2 separate regions of the Mus musculus genome follow, and region 1 is linked to region 2. The links are chromatin loops, found by intact Hi-C in ENCODE. Cell type or tissue: left cerebral cortex. All regions are shown on one strand.

Region 1 (5,000 bases), 490 kb before region 2:
AAGGGAAATGAAGTTGATCTCATGGTTTTCTCCCTTCATACGGATAAGGCATGACTATTTTTCCTAACAGAATTGAAAGTTTCTTGCATGGACTGTCCTATGGGGGCATAAAGTAATTATATTAGTTGGCAAGGGCTCTATACCCACAGCTATTTCTTTATAGAAGTGGGGGACTATCCTGAATTTTTGGATGGGCCTAATCTAATCATATGAGTTGTTCATTTATTTTGCAGTCCTGGCAAACCCAGGGCGGTACACATGCTAGGTGGGTCCTCTTTTGCTGAGTTACATCCCCAGCACTCACTCTGGTCCTGTAGAGCCTAGAACCTTCTCCAGATGGAATTAGAGGCCAACTAAATCTCAGAAGTGTTTCTGTTAGTAAATACATATACAGTGGGTGGCAATATAAAACATATTTCTTTTTAGTGGCTTATGAACCAAAAAAAGGAGAAACCCTGGCTTAGATAAGCTGGAAAGATTCTGCTACGGGGTTGGGACATTCTTAAAACCGCTTTAAAGTTAGGCAGAGTGGTGCATGCCTTATATTCCAGTACCCAGCAGGCAAGTGGGTCTCTGTGAGTTTGTGGCCAGCCTGGTCTACACATCGAGTTTTAGGACGCCTAGAGTTGTATAGTGAGTTCTGTCTCAAACAAAACAAACCCTCTAACAAATGCAGAGATGTCACAAATATTTTACTTACTGTCAGGGGAAAAGCTCCATTCTTATTTAAAACTTATTTATTTTTATTATTGTGTCTGCACATGTGTGCACATGTGCTTGTGCCACGGTGCATGTATGGAGGTCAGAGGACAACATGCAGGTGTTGGCTTTCTCTTACCTTTGCATGTGTTCTGGGAATGGGACAGGTTGTCAGGATTGGTATCTTTATCTACTCAGTGTCTTTATCTACCAAGCCGTGCTTGCAAGCCACTGATATCGTTTCTTAATATAAGCAAATGGAGCAAGGCTGATGCTAAAGACTTGCGATAGGCAGAGTTCCAAGGGGAAGATAAGGTGGTACACTCAGCCTTAAACATTTTGGAGGGTATCAGTGAGACAGCTCAGTGGGTAGAGGTTGCACATATGCAGGCCTGAACTTGTTTGAACTGCAAATCCCACAAGGTGGCAGGAGAGAACTGAGCCCCAAGAGTTGTCCTCTGATCTCCATATAAACACGGCAGAGATACATGTTCATATGCACCCAAATAAATGGACCTGTGTGTATGTGTGTATGTGTGCGTGTGTGCGTGTGTGCGTGTGTGTGCGTGTGTGTGTTTAGGCTAGAAGTCAGCTTTAGGTGGTGTTGTTCCAAGGAACTGTCAACTTTGGTTTTTGACTGCTCACTGGTCTGAAACTTACCAATTAGTCTATGATAGCTGGCCAGTAAGCCTCAGGAAACCTCCTGTCTCTACCTCCTTAGTGCTGGGATTATTAGCATGTGCCTCTGTGCCCAGTTTTCAATTTATTTTTTTTAACTTGGGTTCTGGGAATCAACCTCAGGTACTCATGCTTGAAGTCAGTATTTTATCAACTGAAACTATCTTCCCAGACTACAAACACAGTGTGCTTCGATGGTCTGACCCAACTCAGAAAAAACAAAACAAAACAAAACAAAACCCTAGCCTACTGGTTCCTAACCAGTGCTAGAAACACATACACACACACACACACACACACACACACCTACCCACCCGTTCAAAACTGGGACCTATTTAATCAGAATCTCTGAGTGTATAATTTGTGAATCTACACTTAAACACAAAATAAAGTAAAACAAAAATTCCCGGTAGATGTCTGGTGTTGAGCAAGTTTGGGCATCACTGACAGACTGCAGGGGAGGACTCACCAGCATGCCTTTCCAACAATTCTTCCTACCAGTGTTGTCCCTTAACTAGGCTTTGTCAGATGTTTGAAGTTGTTTTTTGGAAGGGTCCGGAGTCTAAAAGCCTTCGTAGGGGTTTGTTAAAGGCGGATCCATGCATGTCACAGTTCAGTGAAGCAGATAGTAGTTTATCTCCTCAAACTCATGCTCAGACTTAGGCTTGGATGGGCAATCATGCCATCTTTCTATACAGGCAAGGGGGACATACAGAGTGCAAATTCTCACATCTCTTCCAGACTCTTGTTAGACGATAGTTCTGTAATTTTCCAGAACATTGCTTGGCCAAGATCCCAAAGTTCTATTAATATAGTACATGGCAGGGAGTATTTGTGGTTGAAAAATGGTTTCCAAAATGAAGTTACCAACTACTTGTGCCCATTTTGAGCACTTTTTTCCCTCCTATGAAAGCAACAGGATTAAGTAGTTGCCAAATGTACACCTGTAAGCAATAAAATTAATTGCTTTGCTGTACTGTTACTGGCTATCAATCACCTTAATTTTAGAAGACATCTGCCTTGAATAATTATGCTAGTCCAAGTAGAGTTGAATTTCTTCCCGACAGCTGCTGGAGAGAGGACCCGCCCACAGAAGCCATTCCTAGTTCAGATCAATAATAGAACATTAGCATACAGCTGTAGCCAGCTTTTCACGGCTCCATTGCTTGCGACATACATTGGAGATGGTCCCACAGAGGCTTGGGACAAGTCTAGAGATATGTTATTTGACTCGTCACGGGCCACTTCAGCCTTTCTGTGAGGATCCACACCCAGCTCTCAGCAGAGACGCCCTGACCACGTTCACATCGTATGAGGCCCCCTGGACGGGCGAGCCTCGCCGCACGAGCACCGGCCGCCTGGGCCATGACTGAGAATAAGTCGGAACATCCCGTCACGATAGCGACAGTGCTGTTGAAAAGCGTTTTACTTGACACGGTGCTCGAGGCAGGCTTCCCCGCTCCGTGTCTGGGGTGCGGCCCGCGGAGACCAGGCTCCCGGGCACGCGGGCGCCGTTGTGCGGCCCCCGCTCTCCTCACAGGCCTCACTTGCGCGCGGAAGGCTGGGGCTTCGCGTTTGCTGTCGCGCTTTGTCCCGGTGCAGACCCCGTCCACCTCCTGGGTCGGCATCCCGGGCCTTAGAAAAGTTCAGCTTCTTTAGGTGTGGCGTTCGGGGCTGGGGGACCACTCGGGTCCAAGTGTGTGCCTCTGTCAGGGGCAGCCCGCCGGCCGTTGTGGTGAGTGGCCTCGCAACGCTGACTCGCCCTACCCTGAGGGAAAAGGTGGGCGGGAGGGTTAGGCAGCCTTCGAGCCCCGTTGCTATGACAACCGCAGGCAAACGGGCCTCAGGGCTCCAGCCAGCGGTCGGCCAGGCGTCCTGCGCGGAGGAGGGTCCTGGGGATGATCACGGACCCTTTTAGGAGTCTCGGGGGACCCAAACACCCGGGACCTCATTTTCCCCTGGTCTGGTGTTTGGGGTGGTCCCTTGCTGCTTGGGTCCATCTTCACTTCCTCACTCCCATCCCATGTTCGCTACAGGAAACATTTTTGAAAGTTTAATGTGATCTCACTCAGGGTAAGTGTGTGTGTGTGTGTGTGTGTGTGGGAAAACGTCCTTAAAAGCCATGGAGTTGTAAGGGCTTGGTGTCTTTTTAATTTCCTAAGAGCCTGACATCTACTAGGACCTCGTTATGTGGTAGCTTCTTAAGTCTTTTTCCTTGCACAGAGTGGATGCTCAGGAGGCAGGGCGATGTTAAGAGCAGTCTCCAGATGATTCTGAGGACAGGGAATTTAAACCTGCTGTCTCTGTTTCCTAGACGCACGTTAGAATTTCTCACACCGTTGTCGGGTGAAATGAGCCTGTATGTGGTATTGCCCTGTGAATGACAAATAGAAAGTGGTTAAGTTAGTTGTAGGGGATAATTGCACATTCGGGGTGCTCCTCACGCCTAACCACAGCGGAGGAACCTTGCCCCCCCCCCCCCCCGCTGTTTTTTGGTCTGACAACCCACCTTCAACATCAGAGCAAGATCAAGCCAGCCTATGTAGGAGGAAGGATCTGCGAATGGAATGCCAAAGCAACAGATTTTGAACTTAAGCTTGCTCTCCTTGTTCTCCAGGTCATGTCTTCAAATTGTGAGCACCACACCGAGATACTACATATCTAAAAGTCTAGTCTGTGTAAGCCACCAGTGTTCTTTTCCTAATGAATCATATATCTATATCATTTTCAAGCCAGGAATCTTGCCCTCATCAGTACCCATTTCCCTTTCTCCTATGTCCATACTGCCATGACTTTGTGTTCATTTTGTCTTCAAACCAAATATCAGATCTAACCACTTCTGTTTCTTCTTCTATCACCCTAGTCTGGGCTACCATGCTCTTACTGTGTCTCTTGAAGTTACCTTCTAATTGGTCTGAAGTCAGTGTCCCATTTTAAAGTATTCCTATTTTATCTCTTGCTCTACAGCAGGAACAATATTTAAAATTTACAAATTGATTATGCTGAGCCAGAAAAATGGCTCCTTGGGTAAATAAATGTGCTTACCACCAAGTCCGATGACACAAAATTGATCCCCAGGACCCACGTGTTGGAAGGAGAGAACAGACTCCACAAATTGTACACAAAATAGATACATAATACATACATACATACATACATACATACACACACACACACACACACACACACACACACACACACACAGCACACAGGGAGGCCCTGAATTCAATCCTAGCACTCTAAATAAATACATAAGTAAATAAATAAATTTAGGCCAGGCCTTATGGCTAGCTTCTACTTGTTTTCTTCCTGATGTAGTCTCTCAGGTAGCTGGGATTGCAAGCATGCGCCTCTGTGCTTGGGGATACATAGACTCTTCTTCAGTTTTCCATCATGGCTTTTTGTCTCACTTCAGGACCTTTGCACATGTTCCTGTCCCTGCCATTGTTGTTCTCTTTAATTAATTCTTGGTCACCCTTAATATCCCAAGGCCAAATGTTTCCTCAAAGTGATCACTATATTTGATTAATTTATCTGGAACAAACCTCCTCAAACATTGGCCCTTCCGGCACAGTTATCTCCCTTCAGTAGCATTTGTGTGTCTGGCACACGGGGGCTAGGGG
Region 2 (5,000 bases):
GCAAAAAGAATCAGATCAGCAGGCCAGGCTAGACATAACTTATAACAAGGACACCTGACTTGGTGACTGACTGTCCTCTGATCTCTTGCTCCCCTGCTTCCCCTTTAAGACTAGATCTCACCATGTTGTCTAGGCTGTCCCTGAGTGCCAGGGCTGAAATGACCTCCTTTCTAGGTCTTTGAGCTGCTGGCTAATTCCACCATGCTCACCTTGATTTCTCAATACCAGCTCAGAGTGCACTCAGGAAAAGGTCTTTTTTTAGGAAGTGGTATGGGGGCTGGAGGGATGGTTCAGTAGTTTGGAGCACAGCCTGCTTTGCACAGTATCCAGGTTCAATTCCCAACTCTCATATGGTAGCTAACAACCACCTATAATTCCAGTTCCAGGGAATCTGACATGCTTTTCTGCTCTTGGTGGCACCAGGCACATGTGGTACACATACATGTATGCAGGGAAATACTCACACACATAAAATAAAAAAATAATTAGTTAATTTTGGATCTCTTTAAAACTTTCAAACACTGTTTCTTATTTATATGTATGCATTGCATGTGCATCTGTATATATACCACATGTATTCGGGTAACTGAGGACACCCACTGAAGGTGTCAGCACTGTAGCTGTAATCATGGGTGGTTGTGACCTGCCTGAAGTGGGTGCTGTGAATCAAGCTCAGGTCTTCTGGAAAAGTAGCAGTTGCCTTATCCACTGAATGTTCACTCCAGTTTCATCTGTCTGTCTGTCTGTCTGTCTGTTTATTAACCTATATATCTATATAGCCAGGCATGACAGCATGCACCCATAATGCCAGCACACAGGAGGGGAAGTCAGGATAACTGCCAAGATTCAAGGCCAGCCTGGTCTACGTAGGAGTAAAGCTAGGGCTATACAGAGATAGCCTGTCTCAGACAAACAAAACAAAAAAGAACAACCCAATAAAAACTATCACCGCACACTGGAAAGTAGGATGGAACCAAATTTAACACAGAGAAGGAGACATTTCTAGGAACACTTTTATCTTCCTCATTTATTTAAATCACAGGGAAACCTTTCACTGTGATTTCCTTGGCCTTAGGTCCCTGGAGGCCTGTAAGCCTCTCAACTGTCGTCCACAGGGAAGGGGCGGTACAGCCTAGGCTGGGGAATGGGTCTAGCTGTTTTCCACTTTTAGTTAGGCCGTTGAGGGACAGCAAGCCAGCAGGCATGGTGCACACACTTATCAGAGGTGGATGCAGGAGGGTCAGGAGGTGAAGGCCAGTCTCTGCTACATAGATCCTGAGGTTATATGAGATCCTGTCTGAATACACATACACACACACACACACACACACACACACACACACACACACACCAGCAAGATGGCTTAGTTGGGAAGGGAATCTGCTGCCATGCCAGACAACCTGAGTTTGATCCTGGGTACCCACGTGGTGGAAGGAGATAACTTATTCATGCCCATTGTCCTGACCTCCACATATGTGATTTCCAAATACACACACACACACACACACACACACACACACACACACACACACACACACACACAACACAGCCAAAGTAGCAAAAGGACTCATAAATTCTAACAAGTGGTGACACTCGATTTGAAATTAGGGAAAACCCTTAAACAATATGCTTCCTCCCAAAGATGTACAGATGGTAGATAAGCACATGAAAATTGTCTTATTATTGTTAGTTAATATCGAGGGAAATGTAAAATAAAGTCACAACAACATACTACTATATACCTATTGGAATACTTCAAGCTAAAATTTTTCCTTGCACTGGCTTGTCTCAAGGATGTGGGGGAGCTAGGACTCCTAACCACTGCTCCTGAGAGTATTCAATGTTTCACTCACTTTGGAAAAGTTTCTTAAAAAGTAAAATGTACAATAACCATATAATCCAGACATTCCTCTGCTAAATGTTCATCCAAGAAAAACAAAAACACACACTCATACATAGACTTGTGCTTGATAGTCACAAAAGCTATATTTATAATAGCCCCAAACTAACAGCAACCCACAAGTCTGCCAGTAGGTGACTAGATAAACTGCAGTATATCTGTATATTGAAAATTTTCTCAGCAGTAAAAAGATATGGTCTACTGACTCGGGCAACCAGGAGGAACACCGAATGGCTCTGTGTGAAAGAAGGCATTGTGACGGCATATATTGAGTGATGACACATATAAAATTCTAGGACATATCATCAAGTCAAATCAGTGGCTCTCTGAGGATGACTCATGAGGTACAGAATTTGGGGGAAGAACGATGAGTAAGGACTACCTGCTTGCTCAGCAACACTCTAGCCACAATCTGACCTTACAACCTCTCAGTGCTGCCCCCTAGGGGACACTCTTCCCCATTCACCAAAGGATTCATTCTCTTGCTCTTCCCCACAGGACCGATTGAAGTATCACCTTGCCAGGAAGCTGCCTCACACTGCACGGTGGAACACTTCCCTTTTCCACCTGCCTGCACAATCAGCCCCTGTTCATATTTTTCTTCTCTGCACTTATACAAGTTGCTTGGTATTTGCCCACATCTATCTCAGTCCCACTAGTCAGCAAGCACTATGAGACTGGGGCCCTGTTTTGTCGGCTGTGTCATTCCCAGTTTCTAGAACACTGCCTGGCATTAGTGCTAAAAAAATATTTAATGAGTGGATTACTTTAAAAGACTGATACTGTTATCTATTTTGTAACTGGGGGCCACACCCCCTGTCACATAACTAGTAATTGGTGGAGCTGGGCTTTTTAGCCAGATCATGCCAAAAGTTCTATAGAGTTATTTCACTTTGACTCAGAGTCTAAAAGGCTAAACCAGTGAACAGCTTACTGTCAAAGAAGGCATTCAAAGTGATCTGTGAGAACAGAAGACAATTCAATAGCCAGAGTCTAAAGCTAGCAACCCTGCTTCCAGGTGTCTGTGGTAATCAAATACTCAGACATGAGACATGAAGGAAAGTTCTATACAAACATGGATGTTTACTATAGAATTATTTATAACAGTAAAAATAAAAAGGAAGCAACAACAACGAAAGTCCCCCAAATGGAGTGACTTTAGGGATTGGAAATTACATGAAATTAGAAAATAACAGGAGGTCATTCGTGGCATGATCAGTCTTTCTAAGGAGCCAGAAGAGACAAGGCCACTTGCTTAGCATCTGAGACTAGGGCTCCCAGTCTGGTCAGGTGACACAGGACGGCAATCATAGCTTCTCAGGAGGCTAAGACAGGGGAGCTGAAAAAATGTGAGGCCTGCACAGTGAAGAGTTCAAGGGCAGCCCTGTGAGACCCTGACTCAGAGTAAACTTAAAAGGAGGCCTGGAGGTATTCATACCTCAGTGGTACAGCACCTGCCCAGTACACATAGGGCCCTGGGTTCAATCCCTAGTTACTGCTGTACCACAAACAAATGAGTGCGAAGGTCTTGAGTATGATGAAAGTGTCAAGAGCTGTCATGGCCACCAGAAGTGAAGCTAGCCACGGAGAAGTAAAAGAGATCCACACACAATGTAGGTATCCCACCTGAGAAACCTTGTGCCACAACATGAACAAGCCTAAGAAAACACGTGGAGAGAGACACACAGCTGCTCTGGCTTTCCCAGCCTTGGTACCAGTTGAGTCGCAAGCCTGGCCTGGAAAAACTGAGCCCAAGCCAGAGCTCAAGAACTGTCCACGAAGAACAGTTTACGCATGGAGGTCAGAGTAAGTCAGCTGAATTATAGAACTCCCACTTCCCCTTTTCTGAGGGCTATATGCAGCACAGACTAGCCCAAAACTCATTCTATATGCTCACGAACTCTTTATCTTCCTGCCTCTACCTCCCGAGTGCTGGGACTACATGTGTGTACTCCCATGCTTGTTTTATGTAGTGCTGGGATTGAACCAGGACCTCCAGCAAGACTGGTAAATACTCTAACAACTGAGCTACCTCCTTAGCCCAGAGTTTAATTTTTAATATCTGTATGCTTTGTACACATGTTGTTTAATATTTTAACAGCAATGTGAGGTTGCGTGATCTTTTTGCATTTAATATTTATGTTTTGAAAGCCAAACAGAGGTGGTTGCTATAGACCAGGGGCTCCAGAGAACAGCCCAACCAGTGGTTTTACACCTGGGAACTTTTACACAAACAAAGTCCAGCGTCCTAATAGCCTTATCTAGGTAATTCAGACATTGGCTGGGGATTCTATTTTCTTTACAAAACTCCCAAGATATTGAGGATATCTGGGTGACAAGAAAAGACGACGTTTGGAGACAGGACCCCAGAAATGTTTTCATTTCATGGCCTAAAAAGGAGAATAACAATCTCCTACGCAGCTAGTGAAAAATCAGGGTTTCCGAGGACAGTTATGTGCTAACTAATAAAAGAGCAACAGCAGTGACTACTGTGCCCCAGGGAAGTTCTTTGAAGTTAGTTAGCTGGAGCCATGATTTGAATCCTGGTTGTCTAACTCCAGAATCTCTGATTTGTTTGTATAGGAGCAAAACCCCACCTTTAGTTACTACTAAAGGTTAGCATAGCTTTAAACTCTTCTATATTTTCATTAGGCATTTGGCATATGCTACTATCTGTCTCTACCCAACTGTAGACAGTGGAGCCATTTGGGGGATGGTTCTATGATCTTTAAGTCCTTACCCCCAGGGCTCTAGTTTTTTCTAGACAGAACACTGCCGTTCAGAAGAGCAGTTTCACTGAAGTGAGAGGTGGGGGTCAGCAGGTTAATAGGGCTGTGCTGAGGACAGAGAATTAAAAGTGTCCTGGACCAGCGGAGGCCTAGGATGCAAAGAAAGAGATGCATCAGGTGCTACCACCAGGAGAGAAAGTTGACAAACCTGTAGTTCTGCCAGCTAAGGGGAGACAAAGGGGATCACCACAGGGAAGACCCTAGGAGAGAGAGAGTTCCTCTGGGAATTAGCCTTGGGAAGGCGAGAACGGTTCCTCTGAATTTTAGAAAAACAAGCACTGTCAAAGACACAGCAAGGGTTTCCCGGGGGA

What was found. Hi-C counts contacts between places; a loop is a spot of excess contacts. Peaks named below come from ENCODE experiments on the same cell type or tissue, not always from the same donor. Only the 100,000 strongest peaks of a DNase experiment are listed, where the experiment ranks them.
Region 1: a loop joins it to region 2, with 2.7 times the contacts of the local background. A loop is called at or near these places in 5 of 42 quality-filtered maps.

Annotation. Positions count from the first base shown.
Region 1 is chr7:109,437,029-109,442,028 of GRCm38, reverse strand. It overlaps Stk33 (serine/threonine kinase 33), which reads left to right and starts at 2,976. Exons shown (of 14, transcript NM_054103.1): 1 at 2,976-3,112. 1700095J03Rik (RIKEN cDNA 1700095J03 gene) reads right to left here and starts at 3,411. Exons shown (of 2, transcript NR_152110.1): 1 at 1,847-3,411. In left cerebral cortex, no CTCF peak of the experiment used is centred here; DNase peaks (open chromatin) are centred at 2,062, 2,545, 2,763 and 3,104; H3K4me3 peaks cover 947 bases.
Region 2 is chr7:108,951,734-108,956,733 of GRCm38, reverse strand. It overlaps Gm39067 (a long non-coding RNA gene), which reads left to right and starts at 2,022. Exons shown (of 2, transcript XR_869864.3): 1 at 2,022-2,244; 2 at 2,399-2,575. In left cerebral cortex, a CTCF peak has its summit at 2,353 (motif pointing left); a DNase peak (open chromatin) is centred at 2,320; H3K4me3 peaks cover 372 bases.